3 separate regions of the Homo sapiens genome follow, and all the other regions are linked to region 3. Evidence: chromatin loops called from intact Hi-C (ENCODE). Cell type or tissue: heart left ventricle. All regions are shown on one strand. Each heading gives the region's core, and the rest is flanking DNA. Links, peaks and the distances in the headings are about the cores only.

What was found. Hi-C counts contacts between places; a loop is a spot of excess contacts. Peaks named below come from ENCODE experiments on the same cell type or tissue, not always from the same donor. Only the 100,000 strongest peaks of a DNase experiment are listed, where the experiment ranks them.
Region 1: a loop joins it to region 3, with 6 times the contacts of the local background. A loop is called at or near these places in 17 of 110 quality-filtered maps.
Region 2: it touches region 3 in a loop (1.9-fold over the local background); 28 of 110 quality-filtered maps call a loop at or near these places.

The regions. Positions count from the first base shown.
Region 1 is chr13:30,569,591-30,577,514 of GRCh38, forward strand. It overlaps a transcript of HMGB1 not described here. Among named protein-coding and RNA genes, the nearest start is that of USPL1, 44 kb to the right of the region's middle. RefSeq lists a silencer at 302-596 and an enhancer at 7,850-7,924. In heart left ventricle, for the core only: a CTCF peak has its summit at 3,599; no DNase peak of the experiment used is centred there; H3K4me3 peaks cover 1,056 bases; H3K27ac peaks cover 679 bases.
Region 2 is chr13:30,311,251-30,319,174 of GRCh38, forward strand. It overlaps LINC00427 (long intergenic non-protein coding RNA 427), which reads right to left. Exons shown (of 2, transcript NR_186618.1): 2 at 5,120-5,384. LOC124903145 (a long non-coding RNA gene) reads left to right here and starts at 6,493. Exons shown (of 2, transcript XR_007063742.1): 1 at 6,493-7,881. In heart left ventricle, for the core only: no CTCF peak of the experiment used is centred there; no DNase peak of the experiment used is centred there; H3K27ac peaks cover 2,822 bases.
Region 3 is chr13:30,404,081-30,412,004 of GRCh38, forward strand. No RefSeq gene overlaps it. Among named protein-coding and RNA genes, the nearest start is that of LINC01058, 14 kb to the right of the region's middle. RefSeq lists a silencer at 4,420-4,559. In heart left ventricle, for the core only: CTCF peaks have their summits at 4,386 and 4,593; DNase peaks (open chromatin) are centred at 4,016 and 4,381; H3K4me3 peaks cover 927 bases; H3K27ac peaks cover 1,096 bases.

The DNA of each region.
Region 1 (7,924 bases), core at 1,238-6,237, 170 kb after region 3:
TTCATAAGTGCGTCACTTGTCTGAGATGACATATTTACTAAGTAGCAGAACCAGGCCTCGAGCTACTCAGTCTGATTTCCAAAGCCCCTGCTCTTAATCACATCAACTTCTTTCCTATATCACCTTTCCCAGAGTGCGCTCTCATGGATAAAGAGCAGAAGTATAAGTTACTAGGCAGCAGAAAACTGTAGAGGTGGGAAGATTAGATAAAAAATGTAAATAAGAAGGCTTTAAGACACCAAAATCAAATGTAAATACTTTATAACCTGAATCAGTGCTTGTGTTCATGAGGCTAGAGGTCGTGCATTTTATCTCTAGGTCTGGTGATGCCAATCCTGATCTACAGCCAGCAGCAACAGTTCCCTAGCCTGCCTAGAAGTTTGTAAATGCATGGGCTTTGGTAGGAGGAAGACGAGAGAAAGCAGAACAGATTATTACAAACCCAGTGCATTCCCCCTTGATGGGTCAACAGCGATTTCTTTGTAAGTGAAGGACAGCACACTGGTTTTGATGACTCACGAGAGAGTAGGAGGGAAAAAGAAGTCTGAGGCATTGCCTGGAAGCCTCGCTCTGCTTAAACAAGTACACTAATGGCTCATGCCTGTTACTCCCAGCACTTTGGAAGGCCAAGATGGGTGGATCACTTGAGGCCAGGAGTTTAAGCCCAGCCTGGTCAACATAGCGAGACCTTTTCTCTATTAAAAATAAAGAAGAAAGAAAGTAATAATGATTCAAGTTCTCATTCTCTACAAAATTCACTTATGACTTTCCAAATGCTAGTGAAAACTTTTAGGTATTGCAAAACTGCCTTAATGCATAACGGGATTCTCATTTTACTTAGTCTAAGATGACTTTTTCACTTTGAACTTCTGCATCTTTATGATCGCTTAGCTTTCTGACAAGCAATTTCAGTAAGTGTTTATCAATTTGCATCCACACGCTGACACATAGGGGTCTACTTACATATCCTTCATGTAATTGAGCTTTTGTAAATCATCTTTCTACATGGTACACTTCTGATTTTGTGTGCAGCTTTCTTGTTTAAGCACTGTATTAAATGCTCTGCTTCCTACACCCTTAGGAACAATGAGAATAAAAGCGTAATGTTGGTTACTTCTTCATATCAAAGGAAGTTCATCTCCTGGTTATTAAAAGCTATTATTAAATGGCCATCTTTTTGTGCCCCTGTGTTAAGCACTCTACCAAGATACCATTAAATAGATAAGGGCCACACTCCATAGAGATGATGGTTCTATATTCTGTATTTTCTGGGGGAGTTCTAATTTCATGCAATTCCTTCTTCTTAAATAAAGGCAATTCTCTAAATATATTACCTAATGTGCTTTCACTTTCATATTCTTGTAAGATTTTTCACATAAATCAATTCTCAAAAAATAGTATCATAGGCCTTTTAAAAATAGTCATGTTCAAAAGTCAGGCTCATGAATAAATGTGTGCATTCATTACATATATTTTCATAAATTCAAATTTAAAAGAATAAGAGTAGCTAGAAGGTGGAAGAAAAATCTTATTCTGATTAGGAATGCACAATCACAAGAAAATTTGTGATATATATAGTCATTTTATTCTGTATTGTTTTATTTTGATTTTGGTAAGACAAGAAACAATGTAGAAAGTTTGACAACTTAAAAAAGTAATATGAGTGTGAGAAAGTCCTCTTCCAGGATTAGCAAAAAAATGGTTTTTTTTTTTTTTTTTTCCGAGATGGAGTCTCGCTCTCTCGCCCAGGCTGGAGTGCAGTGGCGCAATCTTGGCTCACTGCAACCTCCGCCTCCCGGGTTCAGGTGATTCTCTTGCCTCAGCCTCCCAAGTAGCTGGGACTACAGGCATGTGCCACCATGCCCGGCTAATTTTTTTTATTTTTAGTAGAGACGGGGTTTCACCATGCTGGCCAGGCTGGTCTTGAACTCCTGACCTTGTGATCTGCCCGCCTTAGCCTCCCAAAGTGCTGGGATTACAGGCGTGAGCCACCGTACCCAGCCTAAATGGCCAAGTTTTATTATGGACAATTAAGCTGTAGAATAAAAATCTACTTTTAATAGCTGGCATAGTGCCTAGTGGTTTTGAAGCCACAAGCAGGTTTACAAAAAACATTTAAATCCATCTGAATCTACAGAAAACTAAGATTACCTAAGCAGAAAATGAAAATAGTTCAGGATTAAGGAAGATTAACAAATGAAGAGTATATGTATTTTAGAAGTATTACTTTATATTTTTATAGTATAATAATAATATTTACGTTCCTACACTTATAATGAGTTTCGTATATATATTAAAATAATTTAATGGATTAGTATGTTTATATTTGCTTTTAGTAAATTTGGTGTATGATAAACTCAGTTGTCTACATTGTGAGACTACACCTGAGGCAATTTCTGTGTTGATATATACCTGAATAGCAGATATTACTTGGGAGCAAATAAAATAGCTTCAGGCCTAATTTTGCAAGTTCATGATGGGAGAGTAAGCATGACTTCAAAGAACTGACTTTGAGTTAAAACTTGAAGAATGAATGTGACAACAGCAAGTATAAAACAATGCCAGGCAGAGGTGGGACTGTTCATGGGTATCAGGGTAAGTGTGTTGATAAATGCTCAAAGTAGGAAATACCTTTCTTCCCCCACACATGTCAGAAAATAACTGCAATAGAATGCAACGACATCTCAGAGATAAAGTGTTCAACTTAGCTCTCAGAGACCGTTCAGTTACATTTTGTAATGACATTGGAATTGATTGCATTTTGAAGGCAATTCTAAATGCAAAGTCTTCATTTTGTTGATAGAAGCTGGGTTATTTATTATGAAATTTCAAAAATTAAGTAAAATATCTAATTAGGATTATACCAGCAAAGGCAAATTTAGAATTCAAGACTTCATGATCCATGGTAAGATTATTTTAATGCAACTCTGCTAATTAACTGAAATTTCCTTTAACTCTCACATCTGCCTTTTACTTCTTAAGACATTTTTCTAGTATTTCACCAGAGCAAGATATCAGAAGGGTAAATCTCTTACCAATGAACTTTGCTAATTCTTAGTGACTCCGTTGACCCTGGTGTAAGGATCAGGAACAAAGTGAATGAAATACATTTTAATACATTTCTGCTTTCTCTAATTCCAAAGACCACTCTAAAGAATAAGTTATTTGTGGGTATTATCTGAAACTTGGGATTAAAAGAGACCGTGATTACCCTTCAGGGATTTTGGCAAAACTTAAGCCATTTCATCTGAAGAGCAAAGCAAGCCTCCCACACTCTTGGCTTATTCTCACAATTATCTAGATATCTAGCAACAAAACTCTTGAGTAGTTTGTTAACTACAGATGCCAAGGGCTGACAGTTTCACTTTCAGTTTTCAGAATATCTTTTGTTTCAGTGGTGTAAGCACACCATCAGAATCTCTACTATTTAAAATAATTAAGTTATAATTGTAACTTCCATTAGATGTAGTACTTAAAGGAATCTAGAAGACACAACTCATTAATTATAGGAATTTGACTGCAAATTCTTCTGGGGGGTCTGAATTGCAAAGGAGGCATCTTTGTAAGTCAGACTCAACTCATTACTCTGTGATGCAGGCTCCTCCAAATGGCAGCAGAAACGTATTACTCTCTAGAAACACTACAGTAGTGCTACAATTTCAGGGTTCTGTAGAGATAAGGACAAATTGACAGAAACACATTCTTAGAAGGACAGTATCATTTAAAATAAAAATACTGTCATAATTGTACACCAGGATAGCTTCTCCATAATAAATTCTTTATGATTTTCTGATTTTTAGAAATCAGAATTGAACTTTTTAATGTGAAAAAAATGAGAGAATTGTTTCAAAATAGGACCACATTTCTGTGTATAATTTTAAAAGTTTAAAAATATTTGATTAGTAGACTGATAAACTGAAACATTTTTGATAAGCTTTTCATTACATACAAACCATATAATTTGTAAAAAATTGGAAATTATTCAAAACTTCACATAACTAAAGTGACCAAATAAATACTGGAGAGGAAAGAAAAGGAGTCAAATGAATCTAGCATTTTCTTTTTTTTTTTTTTTTTGGAGAAAGGGTCTCACTGTGCCACCCAGGTGGGAGTGCAATGGCACGATCATGGCTCACTGCAGCCTCAACTTTATGGGCTTAGGTGATCCTCCCACCTCGGCCTCCCAAGTAGCAGGGACTACAGGCATGCGCCAACACGTCCAGCTAATTTTTTTGGTATTTTTTGCAGAGACGAGGTTTCACCAGGTTGCCGTGGCTGATCTGGAACTCCTGGTCTCAAGTGATCTACCCAACTCAGCCTCCCAAAGTGCTGGGATTACAGGCGTGAGCCACCGCACCCGGCCTAATCTAGCATTTTCTAAAAGGAAGGACCCAGCAGTGAACGGCAATATCAATAATCATGTTCAAGACTATCAGACATGCAAGCTGGGGATGAATGGGTGGAAGGGGAAAATGATGAATAAATGATGAACACAAGTATAGACCCAGTGGATTTGAGATGCCCAAGATGCCAGTGAGATATTCAAAGTTTAACTCAAAAGCCACTTCCCATATGAAATCCTGACAAACACTCCTACGTCCAACTGGAATTAATTTCTCTTCTGGGCTCCCACAGCACTCTGTATTTTTCTAATAGCATAACACTATTTTGTTTGTAGATATTTCTCTGATAGCATTACTATCTTTCCTCTTTATCACAACTGTTTGAAGTTCTTTTGCCTCTTGCATCCACTGTTGCCCAATCCCACTGCTGGAAGGCTCATCTTATTAAGTTCTGTATTCCTAGTGCTAACACACTGTCTACCATAGATGATGTTCAATAAATGGTTGCTAAATGAATTCTCTTGTGATAATAGCACTATGGCAACATAATCGACGGTAAAAATTTCTTCTCAATGTTTACTTTTAGCAGAATGCATTCATTTATCAACTTTCATTGAGAATATGCTAATTTCCATGACCCTGCTAGGAAATAGGAAAATAAAGATGAATGTAATAAGGTGCTCATTCTACTGAAAGTCTTGACTAGTGGAGAATTATGGATCCAACTTTTCATGAAATGCCTTCAGTGGTAAGAATTCTCATATTTGGAATAAAAAATGTTATGGGTTGTGCCAAGATACCTACATACTTCATAATTTTGTAGAGGGCTGTCCTTACTGCAGAAATGTATACTACTATAGTCATATGTGGAAATTCTTTTTATGATGCTAACTGCATGCTAACCAGACTTTTTAATTTAATACTTGCATTAAATAAACCATGCTAGGAATCCAGGAATCTAGCTTGGTTTATTTTCCATACAATGTACTCTTTGTAATATGCATATACTACATAAAAATTCTATTAATGGCCTCGTACTAAAGATGTGTCTGTTGGGGAATCAGTTATTCTGTATAATTTTATCTTAATTGATATATTAAAATCTACCAAAAATATAAACTCCGAGTAAAAGTATCTGCATGGTGTGCATATGTTTATTATTTTAAGTGTCAGCGTATACATTTTCATGCCATAAAGTTATAAAATGAAAAAATAGTAGCCTTTTATATTAAGTTCATGCTTATGTAGTTAGTAAAAACAAGAAAGCAATTAACATACAAACCATGATGGTGGTTAAACTTGCTTCAGTTTGTGTTTTTTAAAATTTGAAAGTGAGAAATACAGCTCGAAGTCAGCTCATATTTTCAGTAAGTACTGATGAGGATGTACTGGCCCTATTGACTACGCTGACCCCATTAAAATATTTGTGAGTCTAAAGGTTCATATGACGCTGTTCCTTCACTCTAGCAACAGGCCATACATGTCTTACATAGGGACTCTGTTCAATTCATTAATACCTCCTGAAGTGCTCAACATCGTGGTTCATTTATAGTAGATACTCAATACATACTCCATTAACTGAATTCTAAGATAAACTGTCTGTTACTGACAGAAATTTTCACTTAAGGGAGTCTCCGTGGCTGAAGGCAATTTTGAAATCCTGTAAAAGAACCCACTCCTCTCCCCAAGTAATGAAGTTTGTCAGTTTCAAGCCTGTAATAAGGTACTGACTTAAAATTAATTTTCTAATAATACAGTACTGCTATGTATCTAATGTGGGGTTAGTCAATGATAGGAAAAAAACATAAGACAGAGTCACATTTAAAAATGTGTGCTTAGGTGCATGGTGACACCTGCCTGTAGTCCAGCTATTCCAGGGGCTGAGGCAGGAAGATCCCTTGAGCTCACGAGTTTGAGGCTGCAGTAAGCCACTGCACTCAGCCTGGGCAACAGAGTGAGACCCTGTCTCTAAAAAAAATTCGTTTTAAGTGTGCTCAGGACATAACAGGAGCCGCTGGTAACATGCCATTTCCACTGTGAATATGGTAAGGACAGAATCCCTGTCTCTAGGCCCTCTTCCACTAGTCAATCTCATCATCACCATCAAGGCCAACATTGGTATTCTCTCCTCTGAGACAAAGTCTTTGACATTTTCTATACTATACTATGTCTTCCTCTCCCCAAATGCATATACAAATAAAATTTGAATGCTTCTTTCTCCATTTAGTGTAATTTTTTTTATAACATAGACCCAATTTTCAAACCCCACAATGGTGGATTTTATTTGATGTATTGTAAAAAGCGCTGGATTGAAGTCAAATGGCTTGGGAGACCTAAATTCTACTCCTGCCTGTACCATGAAAGAGACAAATCCCAAGGCTTTGCAGGGCTTCAGCTTCCTTGTTTGTAGAATAAAGAATTATAAAATCATCTCTTTTGGTCCTACTGGGCAATAAAAAGCTATGATTCTAAGCCTGTTCCCTTTTCTCACCTAAGAATACAAATTTGATACAAAGAGGCCGCAGAATGTGTCAAACACTCCCTGTTGCCTGGAATTCTCTCTTCCTTTGGGTTCAGGGATAAAGGTATGTTATTTCTTAAGTCTCCCTTTGCTTTCTTCTGCTTGCCTCGTAAATATTTTTCCATCTTGGCAGTCCTACATGTCTTCTCACTCTACATGTTTTCCCTAGGTGATGTGACCCAGCCTGTGGCTTCCACTGCCATCCACACACGTCGCTGCCTCTCTCCACATCAGCATCGCAACTATCTCCTGGAAGCTTTCCAAGTGCTGAACTACAGTAACCTCAACCGAACTGCTGTTCATTCACCCCACAGGCTTGCCCCTCCTCTGCATCTTTGTGAGAACCTGAGAGTCATCCTAAACTCCTCCTTCCACCTCACTCCCCACATCAAATCGATTACCAACTTGTGCTGATTTTATCTTCAAATACTCTCCAGAATTGTCGCTGTCATGGACTGAATATTTGTGTTCCCCCAAATTCATATGTCCTAATCCCTGATGTGACTGTATTTAGAGACGTGACCTCTAAGGAGTAATTAAGGTTCAGTGAGGTCAAAGGTGGAGCCCTGATCTGATAGGATCAGTGTCCTTATAAGAAGAGACTAGAGCTGGGCACAGGGGCTCACACCTGTAATCCCAGTATTTTGGGAGGCTGAGGTGGGAAGATCACTCAAGGAGAGGAGTCTGAGACCAGCCTGGGCAACAGAGTGAGACTCCATCTCTACAAGAAAATAAAATAGTCAGACACAGTGGTACACACCTGTGGTCCCAGCTCCTCAGGAGGCTGAGGCAGGAGGATGGCTTGAGCCCAGGAATTTGAGGCTGCAGCAAGCTATGATCACACCTCTGCACTCCAGCCTGGGTGACAGCATGAGACCCAGTCTCTTTAAAAAAAAAAAAAAAAAAGGCCATATATAGCCCAGAAGAGCGTCCTCACCAAAACCCAATCCTGATAGCACCTGGAGGACTTCCAGCCTCCAGAGCTGTGAGAAAATTTCTGTTGCTTGCACCGCCCAGTCTGTGGTATTTTGCTGTGGCAGCCCAAGCTGACTCATCAGTG
Region 2 (7,924 bases), core at 1,507-6,506, 93 kb before region 3:
TATCTTTTCCCCTTAGCAAAACTTCCTTTATCTGGTAGCTCTCCCTCTTCTAGTACTATGCAGGACATTTGCAGCCTCTTGATATAAATTTCCCTGAAGCCTATAACTGTGGGCCCCCATACATATTCAGTGGAGGAGTACCTTGGGAGGTAATTCCTTAAGTCGCTGTTGCTGTGGAAGGAATTCAGTATGTAAGTAGCACTGAATTCCAACGTTCAGGCCCTCTTACCGTAAAGATCTAGAGCAGAGTTTTCCTCACTGTGGGTCACAGTCTATTAGTAGGTCATGAAGTCAATGTGATGGGTCTCTTCCGGCTTTGTCATATTTAAAAAGTGATAAGGTAAGGTAGTGTAGGGTAAAGTAGAATGCAATAGAATGCGGTAGAAAATGAAATCCAGAGGGTATGTGCATGGTTAGGGTCAAGTATCGTATGGCAGTTACTGAGCTGTCATCTTTCAGCTTCAAACCTACCCTCTGTCCTCTGCTTTGTGTTGGTGGGGCTAGAATTGTGCAAACCACATTTCTCCTCTGTCATCTGGGTGGAGAGGCTGGGGCAGCACAGCAGGACCAGAGGAAGAGCACAAGGCTGGAGGAGAGGGAAGCAACTTGCTCCTTCCTGACAGCCTGCTATGCTTGGCAGCATCACTCCTGCCACAGACTTTTAGCCTGGTGGCAGTTTTACTTGTCTCCAGCTTCTTATTGTATCTCAACCAGCCTCATCGCATCTCTTCTCCCTCCTCCCCAAAGCATTACCTGCAGCAGCAGCCAGACAGTGTCCCTCTTCAGGAGCCTGTGCCCCAGCTTCAACAGGCCTTTCCTACAAACCCCAACCTCCTCTCCTCCCTTTGATCTCCAGCCCTTCAGGCGGGAGCTGCTTCTTGCAGTTATAACCTATGTATTACTCCAGTGTTCCTTTTTTAATTTTTCAGTCCTTGAACATCTGTCTAATCAATTCCCTGTGCTAAATTCTTGCTCTTAAAATACCTACTTAAAGTTTCTTTTTTCCTGACTGAACCCTGACTAATATGGATTGTTAAGTAAGATGTACTTCCTGCCATAAGTGTCCATCAAAAGGGTTTAAGAAACACTGCTTTAGAGGATTGGGAGTTCTTAAATAGCCAGATGACCTGAGATGCAGCTAAGGGGCCAGTCCTAACATGTAGAGGTACTCTGGATTTCAGGTCCATGAAAAGCAAAGATCCTGTTCCACTATAGCAGTTGTCACTGTTGGACCCCAGTCACAGCCTGACCTGTAGGGATCACTAGCGGTGAGCCTGCAGTTGTCCATCAGAGTATGGCCTGAACCCATATGGAATCTGTCCTCTCTCAGATATGCAGAAATTCAGCTTCTTTACTTGTTACAGTTTTACTCGTTATTAGCAAGTGAGAGGAAGCAGAAAGTTAATGATGAAGAAAGCCGGGAACTACTACCAGAGACCTCATACAGTGAAATGGAACTTGACTGAGTGGAAGAGAAGGATTTAAAAGGTGGATTTTCAAGGTGTCAATTTTCTCTCTCTGATGCTGCCTTTTCTCTCATGTAATCCAAAGAGCTAGTAGACAAGAGGAGGAAATGAAGAACCTTATACTAATACCTAATACCTATGTTTTTGCCTTATCCAGTCAAAATGAGGCTTTTGCTCTATTTTATTCGTGAACTTACTATACTTATGCCTCAGTCTCCCATTAGAAGTGAAACTCACTTAATCACATATTCCTAATAAAAAGAACTGCTCCACATTTCAGGAACTCAAAATATTTCTTATGTATGCCAAGATAAACACAAAACCTCTTGGCAGCGATCTATGAGGATTCTCCTTGCTTGTGATTTTGCATTTCTTTATGCTAATTCAGAAATATGAACAGAAAACCCAGGACTTGAGGCTGTTAAGTGGATTTGTAACACTTGGAGTGTTGTGGGCACATAACTCAATGAATGGATATATAGTCATCTGTGATAGCTGGAGGAATAGTATTTTCATTGAGCACTGCAGTAAGTCATTGCAGATACTCTGCTAGATACTAAGACATTAGCAACACTTTTTTCACCTAACTGTTTTAGGACCTTGCATTTGGTAGAAGAATACATAACTCAAAGTGAATTACTCAGGCAAATGTTGGCAAGAGTTACTTCGTTTGTGCCATGCAGAGAATCTTCTAGTGAATTGAAAAGCATGTCATCCTCTGATTTACCCACTGAAGCATGTTACAATGTAGGTGGCATGTCACAGAGGAAGAGCAGCTTGTGATCAGGTTTTCTATTCATAGAAGACAGCGTTGTGCCAGGCAACCCCAACCACAGAACATTTCAAGTATGAATGAAAAAGGAGCAGTACAGCTGGGATCCCGTTTCCCCTTCTAAGGAGATGCAAGCCCTCTCCAGGGCCCCTCCCATGTCTGAAATCCTTTCTTTTCCTATTTTTCTTAAGTCTGTTCTACTTCCACTATAGAGAATTGAGAGTGATGAGTTTTGGAGGAAAATTCCATTTCCTTTCTTCCCTCCTGTTTCTCATGCATTTGAGGTCATCTTTGTGATTTATGTGCATAAATGATACAAAATCATAAACGTTGGCTTACATGAATCGTTCCTAAATGGTTAACTATTCAAGCAAACTGTTCATCATCTGATTCTCCCTGATATTCTCTCCTTATGTTCGCTGGTCTGCCTCACTCCTTTCTCAAGTCTCACCTCAATTTTCACATTTCCAAAAAAATCATCACTGACAATAAAGGATTCTAACAGCACTTACTCAACCTCATCTTGATCCCTTTTTCCCAAATTACTGGTTACCTGTTCTTACTGTCTGAAAGTGAAGTTAAGATGAAATAAAGTAAGTATGGCAATTACATAAGATTTGGAAGAACCATATGTTTCTTCCTTCTCGATCTGTTCCAGGATTTACACCTTCATGACAGAAAAGCATTTTAGTTTTTTTTAATTTAAAACACAAAAAAGAATTATAGAGAGTTGCATAACAAAAAAGAAACCCTGGTACTCACCACATCCTGATTTTGATGTTATTTTTGGATTCATGTTCTTTTACTATTATTACATATCTGTATATTACAGGCATTACATAATATCATTTTGCATATTTTCAAGCTTTCTATAAATGTTGTTATACTATGCTTTCTTGAGGTTGCCTTTTTTTATTCAACAATATATTTCTGAGATTTATACATTAATAGATTTAGTTCACTCATTTTAATTGCCGTAACCATATAATACCATTCATCTGTTTCCTTTGATGACTAGTTTATTTCTATCCTTCACTAATACCAAAGGTTGTACAATAAACATTCTTGAATATTTCCATGTACGTATGTGTGAAAGGTTTTGGAGAGTTTATCCAAGAAGTAGAATGATAGATAGCAAAGGGTTCATCTTCAGTTTTCCTAGATTTCATCAATGTTCCCTAAAGTAACTGTATTCATGTACTGTCAGAACAGCAATGTAAGAGAATTCCCACTTCATCATATCTTGGAATTATCTGACATTTCTATTTTTGCTGCTCTGATGAGTGTGAATGTATGAAAGCGTATTTGGGTTTGATGTAGGTGTCACTGTATGAGGGTTGTCAAGTCAGGAATGTAAGGCTGAAGCTAAGGAAGCAGAGGAAGTCAAATATAAATTAGGCTGCATGTTGGTTATCTATTGCTGCATAACAAATTACCACAAACTTGCTCAAAACAATGCATATTTACTTCACAGTTTCTGTGGGTCAGGAATCCAGTCACAGCTTAGTGACTTCTCTGCTCTAGGATGTCTCATGAGGCTGCAGTCAAGGTTGTCATCCAGGGCTGGGATCTCTTTTGAAGGCTTGACATGGGAAGGATCTGCTTCCAGGCTCTCATGGTGGTTGCCAGAATTCAGTTCCTTGCAGGTTGTTGGACTGAGGGCCTCAGTTACTGTCCTGTTACTGTCCTGTGCTCTGATGTTCTCTATCCTATTTCATTTACATTTAATTCATGAACTACTAGTAGGTGTAGCAAACACAGCCTGCAGGATGCAGTGCAGAGTACATGGTGACCTGGCCTGCTCTCTCTTCCTTGTTTTCTGCCTCCTTATGCTCCCAGACCTCTGTGCCTACACATGTCCTCCTTCTGCCTATACCCACCTTCCCCTACTGTACCTGTCACCTTCCCAGCTCCTCTTTGCCCCTCAAGAATCAGCTCAGGCATTGCCTCTGGAACCCATTGCCTGACCCCAGTCTTCTTTCCATGTGCCCCATAGAACCCTGTGCCCCCACCATCACAGCACTTACTCTGAATTGAATCATCTGTTCACTTCTCTGTTTTCCCACTAGACAAGTTCCTTAAGAATGGGGAGTAGGTCTCTACAGTTTCGTATCCCCAGCCCTAGCATAGTGCCTGACATAAAGTCAAAACCTAATAGATGTTTCTTATATGAACAAATGAATGAATGTCATAGAGATTAAGAATAGAGAAAGAAGTTCCTGATAACATTTATTGAAGATCTATTATACATAGAGCACTGTGCTGGAGAGAATTATGAAAAAAATAGTGGAACTTGACAGTGCTAAATGAAAAAAAATAGGTATAAAATGACCTGTACTTATAAATGAGGATTCTTTATATCTGCAACTAAGTACCATCAGATGTCTCACTGACAGTGGATTGAATGATGAAAGTGAGATTTAAAGAACCCATTTCTTTCATCTTTTTTCTTTTTTTTTTTTTTTTTTTTTTTTGAGACAGAGTCTCACTCTGTCGCCCAGGCTGGAGTGCAGTGGCGCGATCTCGGCTCACTGCAACCTCCGCCTCCCGGGTTCACGCCATTCTCCTGCCTCAGCCTCCTGAGTAGCTGGGACTACAGGCGCCTGCCACCATGCCCTGCTAATTTTTTTGTATTTTTAATAGAGATGGGGTTTCACCGTATTAGCCAGGATGGTCTCGATCTCCTGACCTTGTGATCCGCCCGCCTCAGACTCCCAAAGCGCTGGGATTACAGACGTGAGCCACCGCGCCCGGCCTTTTTTTCTTAACTGATTCCCTATTTTCATCTCTTACGAGAGAAACCTCAGGCATTGCTCTTCTAACCCAGGTCTGCTCTCAAACAGAGAGACCCAGTGTTGAGCAAAAGAAAAGGGCTGTTCAAGTGATTTTTAATCAAGTACCCCACATGACTAATTCAGGTCCTCCAAAATAGTCCCAGGGAGCCAAAATGAGGTAATATGACATGTTGTGGACTTGAAGGGTGGTTAAGGACACATACAGCCACTGCTTCAGATGCCGCTGTGAGGCAGAAAATTCAGGAATGCAGTAGAGGAGGGGAATGTGAACCCAGAATGCACTCAGTGTCTCTCCTTCAGACGCTTTTTTGACCCTCGGAAGCCTGGTCTGCTCAGGTCAATTCTGCAACCCTGGATGTTGAATTAGTGAATAAACAAACTAGGTCAAAAACAAATGCAGACTATATTAAAAAGAATAAGATATGTTCTCCTTGTTTTGGGCTTAATTTAAAATCCTAAGAGCAGGATAACAGCATCATAAATAACATGACCTCTCTCAAACTACTGCCTTCTCCTACTAGTTATAATAATAGCAACAGCTTATATTTGTATCTATTTTTATAGTCTGTGAGACGCTTTATCTTTTTTCAGCTTATTTGAGCTCAGAGCAGCCTTGTAAAATAGGTACAAGTATTATACCCATTTTGTAGGTGAGGAAACTGAGGTTCACAGAGGTTAAACAACTGTGGATCACACAGCAACTGACTAGGACTGTTTGGGATTCTAAGGTATAATAGTGCCAATTTGTTGAAAGGGAATAGCAACAAAAAAACTTGGACTCTAACCCCAAGTCTGCCAGCTATTAAGGTGTATGATCTTGGACATGTCGTTTACCTTTTTTTTTTAAAAAAAAAAAAAAGACAGGGTCTCACTCTGTCACCCAGTTTGGAGCGCAGTGGTACGATCATAGCTCACTGCATCCTTGAACTCCTGGGCTCAAGCGATCCTTCTGCCTCAGCCTCTTGAATAGCTGGGACTACATAGATGTGTGCCAACCACACCTGGCTAATTTTTTAAATTTATTGTAGAGACGGGTCTTGCTGTGTTGCCCAGACTGGTCTTGAACTCCTAGGCTCAAGGGATCCTCCCAAAGTGCTGGGATTACAGGCATGAGCCACCAGGTTTGGCCCCATTCAACCTTCTGACCTTCATTTACTCACTTATAAAAAATGTACATAATCGGCCGGGCGCGGTAGCTCACGCCTGTAATCCCAGCACTTTGGGAGGCCGAGGCGGGCGGATCACAAGGTCAGGAGATTAAGACCATCCTGGCTAATATGGTGAAACACTGTCTCTACTAAAAGTACAAAAAAATTAGCTGGGTGTGGTGGCACATGCCTGTAGTCCCAGCTACTCGGGAGGCTGAGGCAGGAGAATCACTTGAACCCAGGAGGTGGAGGTTGTAGTGAGCCGAGATCGGGCCACTGCATTCCAGCCTGGTGACAGGGCAAGACTCCATCTCAAAAAAAAAAAAAAATGTACATAATCATACCTTCCCTCTCTGCCTCACAGGGTGCCTATGAGGACAAAAAAGGTGGTATATGTGAAAGTGCTTCATAACTGAGCTGGTAATCCATAGATGTCTGGTATTAGCAATGTTTTCTAATAAAATAATAAGAGTAATACTCGTTATAACCTCTTTGCTTTGACAGTGCCTTTCATTGCAGCCATTCAGTAATTTTGCAGCTTATTATCACCTGTATAACACCCCTGTTGCTACCATGTCTAAAGGTGCACAAGCAGCCAGCCAGTGAGGGAAGGGGAAGGTCTTTCTTCTCAGCATGTCTTTAGAGCAGTGATTCTCTAAGTTGTAGCACACTGGAATCCCCTGGGGAGCTTCACACATGCAGGTGTCTAGGTCCCACCCTGGCCAATTAAAATTTAATCTGGTGGGGAGGAACTGGGCACCAGTATTTTTTTAAAGTTTCCCAAGTGATTCTAATATGCAGCCAAGGTTGGCAACCACTGCTCTTTGGACTATTTGTACATCTCAGTGGCTGCTGAAAGTGATCACAGTTTTAAAAGAACACAGCTTGTGGTTCTGGAAAAATCCATCTGCTTTTTCCAGAAATGTAGTACGTAAGTCAAATAGGTCTGAGGTCACTTGGGAGAGAAATCCAAGAGTTGGACTGAGAGCTCAAACCACAAAGATTCTAAATGCCACCATCACTTAGATAGCTGCCCTTTTTCCTGAACTGCCACTGTTGACAGATAAGATGGTGCACACAGCGAGAATCTGAGCAGCACAGAGCCCCCCATCCCCATCACTGTTCCTCCACTAAGCTCCCCTTGAAAACATTCCACAGGACTTCCTATTCACGGTGATTAGAAAAGTGAATACCTCCTATTTTAAAAGAAAAAAATCTCAGAGGATAAGCACGTAGCCGACGAGTGGCCAATTCTGTAATTTTCCCCATGGATAATAAGGAAATAATCATACATTATTTAATAATGTATTTTTCCATTGAATTCCAATGTGTCTACAAATTATACATGTTTTATATGATGTTTCACTTTAGGGTTAAGCCAAATAAGCATACATTTATTTTATAAATATAAATATATTATCTATTAAAATAGTTTCTAGTAAAAACATAGGTTTAGCTATTTGACTCAAATTTCTTAAAGAAGCCATAGTTAGAAGAAAATATCCACTAGAGTATACTAGACTTTATGTCTTCGCAGGAGAAGTAACACTTCCTCATCTGTTTACCTCTCAACTCCCTTCTCCAACTAGAAATGAAGACACAAGATAATAAAAGGATTTGACTTTTCAGTATCCCTTTCGAACTGGGCACCACCCAGAAGAAAGATTCTGTTAACTACTCCCTTTAGAAATTATCTCAAGGTGAGTTGCATGTCTCATTTGATCACTTCTTTTACAAGACTGG
Region 3 (7,924 bases), core at 1,515-6,514:
CTGGAGCAAAAGAGGTAACAGTTGTGAAAATAGTTTGAACCATTTAAAAATCAAACTATGTAATAATCACATGCTAATATGATTAATGTTTTATTTTAGATCATGTTTGTTGGGAAAAGGTCAAGAGCAAGGGCTCTAGAGACAGATGGCTTGTTTCAGATTCCCGCAGTCTTTTCTGCTTCCTGACCTTAGATCAATAAAATACCTAAACTCTTGGAGCCTCAGTTTCACTGGCTGTAAAATAGAGGAGTTGTGGCAAGGCTGAAATGAGTCATTCCACAGAAAATTTGGGACTCATTGGCACACACTCAATAGCCAATAAATATTAACTCTGTTGCGATGATTCCCCTGGAGAGCCAGGGTTTCAGACTCTGTCTGGAACACACCAGTTTGCTTTGCAAAGACAAACTCTGTCCCTTGGCTAAACTTTCTGCCCCTCACTTTGGCTAACACCTTCGAAAGGCATGTTTTTAAGGGTCCTCGTGAGAGGGTACAGACGAATCAACTAGTAAAAAATCAAGAAAGTCAGTGGCACCTTGTCCATATATGAAAGGTAGCACTTGTACTATGAAATTATATGGATTTTAAAGGAAGAGTCATGCCAGAGGAGTCTCAATTTTAAAGCTATTTAAATAAAGCTGTGTCAAGCAGAGAAACGACAGATATTACCATTCAAAATTCCAGAAAGCACACTTTGCCAAAACTCCAGGTTACTAAAGATGAAATTGATATTATCTTTCTAAAGACAGAAATCCCAGGGAAAATGAACAAACACACCAAAAATAAAAAAATTTTTTTAAGCCTGCTTCTTTTATGCCTGTTGCCTGTCTGTAGCTGTCCAGGCTTGTTTAACATTTAAATGCTGTTTTAAAAAAAAAAAAAAAAAAGCCAAATCAGGTTTCATAAACTGATCTGTGTGGCTTCTAAAACAATAACCCTTCAGTTTAAGAGTTTGCAGCTTGGATCCTGATCTTAAATTCTGCCACTCTAAATTATTATAATCTAGGCCAGGCGCGGTGGCTCATGCCTGTAATCCCAGCACTTTGAGAGGCTGAGATGGGCGGATCACAAAGTTAGGAGTTCGAGACCAGCCTGACCAACATGGTGAAACCCCATTTCTACTAAAAATAGGAAAATTAACCGGGCATAGTGGTGCATACCTGTAATCCTAGCTACTCAGGAGGCTGAGGCAGGAGAATCGCTTGAACCTGGGAGGTGGAGGTTGCAGTGAGCCGAGATCACACCACTGTACTCTAGCCTGGGCAACAGAGCAAGACTCCATCTCAAAAAATAAATAAATAAATAAATAAATAAATAAATAAATAAATAAAATCTTTAAAATGTAAGGGAAGGGACAGAACCTTGTCCTTAGCTTTCTCTGGGCTCTCTTGTTTGGTTGAAGTAAGACTCTATTTAATACCTTCAGAATTTGCTCTTGCCTTGAAGCAATAGACAAGTGTGTGCTGCTCTGTTCTATATATGGGAACAGTGAGTACAAATAGAAGGTTGAAGGTTTGCTTTGAAGCTCAATGTTTCCAGTGCAAAGCCTCTCCCAAACACTGGAGCAGCAGGGACATGCAGCGTGACAGCTCCCGGCTTCTAACAGCTAACATATTAATTCTAAGTAGTGTTGGACTGAAGGTCAGGAATCTGATTTTGACCTTAGCACTAATGGGAATCCTGTGGGAATCCTGAGAGTGGCTGAATAAGTGCTGTAATATCACTAATAATTAATAATGATGATAATGTCCCAGGTTTCTTATTTTAGTGCTTTTTAGCCCCCGAAGGCTTCAAATCACTTTGCAGACCAATTGTTTCACCCACTGTTGACCTGTAACCGACTCAGCCATGGAATATTGCCCTGTTGTCAAGAACACAGCCACATTTAGCTTGTTTAAGCATGAACTGAAGAAAGATACCCACTGAAAATTAAAGTGTAAATTTTAGGTAGGCAGGTTATAATTATCCACTTGAAATCAAGCCAAGAAATGGAGCTTAAAACCCTTTCTTTTGTGAAAAGCACCCAGGCAACTTTCTGGACTGTATACAGACATCGGCTTTTCATCTCCTCTAACTCAGGGTTTCTCATTCTCAGGACTGTTGGCATCTTGGGCTGAATGATTTTCCACTGTGCTGGTGGAGGGGGCTGTCCTGTGCATGGTAGGATGTTTACAGCATCCCTGGCCCCTACCCACTAGATGCCAGTAACACACACACATACACTCTCTCCCAGTGTGACAACTGAAAATGTCTCCTGACATTGCCAAATGTCTCCTGGGCGGGGCGGGGGGCAAAGTCACCGCCAGTCAAGAACTGCTGTTCTAATTCCATATGTTTTCAAAGCTGGGGTATAGGTATTAGAAGCAGCTGCCTCACCAAACCTTTTATTTCTCCAAGTTGCTTGAAAGATTCCTGGTGAAAGAGGGACATTTATCTGCCTACAGCCTTGGGCAGTCAGAGAAACTATGGTTTAGGGCTGAAATTAGCTCCTCCTTCACAAAAAAAAAAAAAAGAAAAGAAAAGAAAAGAAAAAAGCGATAACACAATTCCAGACTATCAAACACCACCAATCCTCCAAAAGTCTCTCTTCCTGACATATAACTTCCCACAAGTGGCTGCTTGAGGTTGTAACAGAATAGCACTGTGACAGCTTCAGGATCCCTGATGCCCACCTCTCAGACTTCACGGGGTCAGAGTTCCTCGCCCTTCTGGAATCTACAGCCTCTGTCAAACAGCAGATAGGTGGCTTGGATTGAAATGCCTAGAGACACCGTGATCATTCCAGCTACCACCAAATCTGACCATGATCTGTCACCAGCAGCTTCTTACTCACCCCCATTACACCCACAAACCCTCCAGGAACCTCAGCTCCAGAAGCTACCCTCACCGCCTGGCCCAGGCTGGTGCCTCCGGACACCTTCCACACCCAAGGGAGGTGGCTTGTGAACATTTTCCACCACAGCCCATTATAAGAAACATATTCTACATCACGAGCCCCCTGTCGTTCACGCATACAAAAACACATTTTTATTTTGAACTAATTTTAGACTTGCAGAAAAGTTGCAACAATAGTCCAAGAAATTTTTATATATCCCTCATCCAGCTTCCCCTACTATTAACAACTTGTGTAACCATAGTACAATTGTCATATTCAGGAAATCAACATCGGCATGATACTATCAACCAAACTGAAGACACCAGCTTTCCACTGATACCCCTTTTCAGTTCCAGGGTCCTATTCAGGACCCTGCATTGCATTCAGCTGCCTGTCTCTTTAGTCTCCTGTAGTCTGTGACTTTTTCCTCAGTCTTTCCTTGACTTTCATGACCTTGACAGTTTTGAAGAGGTGTTTTGTCGAGTGTCCCCCAATTTTGGTTTGTATGATGTTTTTTCATGATTGGACTGAGGTTATGCATTTTTTTTATTAAGAACGTCACAGAGATGATATTGTGCACCCGCCCCCCGCAATATATATCTTAAACAGAAGTTTCTGGAAACTACCTTTGCTATGTGAGATACACTCTGGCATTTTCTTTTTTTGTTGTTTTTATTTTTTTTTTTTTAGATAGGGTCTCACTCTGTCACCCAGGATGGAGTGCAGTGGTGCACTCTTGGCTCACTGCAACCTCCACCTCCCGGGTTCAAGTGATTCTCCTACCTCAGCCTCCTGAGTAGCTGGGACTATAGGCAGAAGCCACCATATCCAGCTAATTTTTGTAATTTTAGTAGAGACAGGGTTTTGCCATGTTGCCCAGGCTGGTCTCGAACTCTTGACCTCAAGCAATCTGCCCACCTCAGCCTCCCAAAGTGCTGGGATTACAGGCGTGAGCCGCCACACCAGGCCATATATATTATATATTATATATATATATATATAATATATATATAAAATATATATATATATATTACAGAAGGCCAGGCGCGGTGGCTCACGCCTGTAATCCCAGCACTTTGGGAGTCCGAGGCGGGTGGATCACGAGGTGGATCACGGGTGGCCAGAGAACAAGCTGGCCAGCCTAAGGGAACATAAAAGAAATCGAATGAGGCTTTGCTCTCTCTATTTTAGTGACCGCTGACTGCGGAGCAACGCTCTTGTGTTCTGCGGGCCCAGCAGCTCCGGGAACGGTCAGCGTCGGGGGCCAGCCTGGCGGGACATTTGGGGTCCCCCATACGTGGACCTATGCCTGTTGTAAGATGTTTGGAAGAGCGTCGAAAGATGAGATCATGTTGTGTCCTTGGAAGCTGAATGAAGAACCGGCTTGCAAAGGAGAAGCGCGTGCAGTCCCGGCGCGGCCCGCTCTGCTCAGTTCTCCAGGGCGGGCCTTGGCCTGGACTGCGTGTCGGGAGGACTCGCGGGCCCCGCATTGCCGCATGCCACCGGCAGGTGTCTCTTTCCTGGCTTGGGAACCTATTGTGAGTTCACCAAATGGAGGCGCGAGGAGGAGGGGGCGGGCAGGGGAGGGGCGCCGAGAGCCGGAGCGGGCACCGCCCCCTGCCTGCCCGCTCCCCGAGCGCACCGCGGCCCAGCCACGAGGCTGCCGGTCCTCACCTTTGAAACGCCGGCAGCTGCGCGCGCTGCGGCAGGCGCGGAGAGGAGCCACCTCGTCACGTGGGGAGGAAATGCCTTGCCGGCCTCCAAACCTACTGGCTCTTGTTTCTGGGGTTTTATGGCCAGGAGAGTGGGCTCAGCTCTCAAACCCAAGATCAAAGGACAGTGCAGGACCCATCACCCTGGGAAGTTTTCTCCCTTTCCCGTCTTTCTCCTTCTCACCTTCTCAGAAAGCGTAGCGAAAGGGGCCTGCCACCCTACTGGCTTTTCCTTTTAGGGAAATTCCATTTCCTAACGTGTCCTGTTTTGAAAGAGGCCAATTTATTGGGTAATGACGGCAGCCTGCTAGGCAGAAGTCAGGCCAGGAGCAGTCGCTTTTATTATTTTATTCAACGAATGCCTACTGATCATCTCCCGGGTGCCAGGCGCTGTCGTGGGGGTTCAGTAGTGACCAAGGACTCAGACCCTGCCTTGGCTACCCACATCACCGAAGAAATGAGTTATCAGGCGACAAGGTGACTCCTGGGGCTCAGTACTTGAAAATCCAAGACACAAGAGCGGGAAATCCTCTCTCATACCAAGAGTGCACACTTTGCCTCTGGTTAGAACAGGGGTAATGCCAGGTTTGCATTTCTTTGGACCTTTTCACTTCATTTAATAGTAACACTTGAAAACTCTTTACTGAGCGCTTACTCTGGGACTGGGACTCTGCTAGATGCAGGGAATACCGTGGAGGACAAAATTCCTTCCTGTCCTTAAGGAGCTTGCAGCCCAGCAAGGGTAGTGAGCCTGTAAACACATAAACAAGCAGAACCTAGTGTTAGGTGTCTTGACTCCACCGATTGTAGGGCACAAAAAGAACCAGGATACAGGCCCTGCGGATAGCATTGGGGTATGGGATCAGACCCAAAGCCCCATGATGCAGAGTCACATAGGAAAGCCACTATCTGGTGCTCCTGCCCTGGGAAGAACATCAGTTGTCCTCTCTCTTGGGACGAATAGAGGCATCCCAAATCGTGATCTTGGATCTGCTGTGCCTTCACTGATCCTATTCCCCTACAAATTCATTTCCCGGGAAGTTCCTAGGAACTGGTGTCAAACATCCTCATACTTTCCTTCCTTTCTCATGAAACTGTTCTAGTATCTGGCTGATATCCCCGTGTCTACCTTTACGTAGCTCAGTTTTTGTTGGGTTTTTGTTGCTGTTGTTGTTGTTTGCTTGTTTTTAATGTGCCAACATTATGTTTGGGCTTTTTTGCTTGCTTTTTGAAATAAATTTTTACAATTCAGAATTCCAGGAAAGACTTTCTTTTCTCACTTACTAGGTTAACAGAACGCTAGCCATGTGGTTCTAACCTCTGGGGATTTTAGGCAGCGAAAATCTCATCACATAGCCAGAGAAATAATCACAAATTCCCACGACACACTTCCAGGCGGTATCACAGCTCCTGGCCTGCTTGAGATCTGTGGGAGTGAGTCAGTGCTGGAGATCTGAGCTGGAAGCTGCCTGGAGTCCTTCTGCACTGATATTTTGTCCCTTTTCCTCTAAGTCAAAAACACAAAGTCCTCTACAAACATTTTTTCATTAGTTTGTTTGTCTGTTTTGCTTTCTAAAAACACCAGACCCCTGTTCAGTTTCCTCTGAGATCTGTGTTAGTATTAAACATTTAGTGCTATTTAAAAAAAAAAAAAAAAGGGCTGGGCGTGGTGACTCACCCCTGTAATCCCAGCACTTTAGGAGGCCGAGGTGGGTGGATTGCCTGAGTTCAGGAGTTCTCGACCAGGCTGGGCAACACAGTGAAGCCCCATTTCTACTAAAACACAACAAATTAGCCAGGCATGGTGGCGCATGCCTATAGTCCCAGCTACTCGGGAGGCTGAGGCAGGAGAAGTGCTTGAACCCGGGAAGCAGAGGTTGCAGTGAGCTGAGATTGCGCCACTGGACTCCAGCCTGGGTGACAGCGAGACTCCGACTCAAAGAAAGAGAGAGGAAGGAAGGAAGGAAGGAAGGAAGGAAGGAAGGAAGGAAGGAAGGAAAGGGAGAAAGAAAACTTTGGCCTCATTGAAAAAGCATAGCAGAATCTTGTTTATTCTTTTGTCTGTCTGTCCATACCAAGGTGTGACTGACTACCTAAATTGCCCTAGTAGTTACAATGGGATAATTCATTTCCTTTCTCAGCTATTGAGTGCTAAAATCATTCTCCTTGGAACAGATGCAATGTCTTATCTAGAAAAATACCCAGAAAGCAACATTTATGACTATTTATAAGGGTGATGAGCACATTGGTTATGTAGATTTAAAAAAATGAGGTACATCCTAATCATTCTTAAGATGCCCTCACAGTGATACATACTTCTCATGAAACCAAAATCTTCCTCCTCCAAATCTCACATAGTCCAAACCGTGCTTCAGAAAATGGGCATGGTTTCTATAAATCGAATCCATGGTCACATTTAAAACACTGAAGGTGTGTTCACATAGGAAAATTACTTCAGCAGACCAAATTTTAAAAATACTTTTTAATAAGAAAGAGGTGGCCTAACCTGTGACAACCTCATAAAATTTTGGAATAGGAAACAGTCTTAAGTATCATCTCATTCAAAAACCAAACGGTATCCCTGACAAGTGGTTTTCTCAAATCCGTGGAAATACAACCAGTGGCAGGGACACCCCAAGTGACCCACCCTTTCCAACTCTTAGAAATGTTTTTTTTCCACAAAGCCTGAGATTCTCAAATCTTTTTTCCTTGAGCACTCACTCATCATTCTGTCCTGGCCATGTGGGAAAAACCTCTTCCACAAAGTAGCTCCTCCACGTGTTTGAATGCAGCTCTTAGAGGCTTTTCTTTTGTAGGTTTGCAGTACGGACTCATTTTATTCCTTAAGTCCATTAAAAATTGCTTATTGTGGCTGGGCACAGTGGCTCATGCCTGTAATCTCAGCACTTAGGGAGGCCGAGGCAGGTGGATCACTTGAGGTCAGGAGTTCAAGACCAGCCTAGCCAACATGATGAAACCCACCTCTATGAAAAATACAAAAATTAGCTGAACGTGTTGGTGCACGCCTGTAATCCCAGCTACTCGGGAGGCTGAGGCAGGAGAATCACTTGAACCCAAGAGGCAGAGGTTGCAGTGAGCCAGGGTCGCACCACTGCACTCCAGCCTGGGTGACAGAACAAGACACTGTCTCAAAAAAAAAAAAAAAAAAAAAATCCTTGTTGAGGGCTGGGTGCCATGGCTCATGCCTGTAATCTGTAATCCTAGCACTTTGGGAAGCCGAGGCAGGCAAATCGATTGAGCTCAGGAGTTCTAGACTAGCTTGGGCAACATAGTGAAACCCTGTCTCTACAAAAAATACAAAAAAATTGGCTGGGTG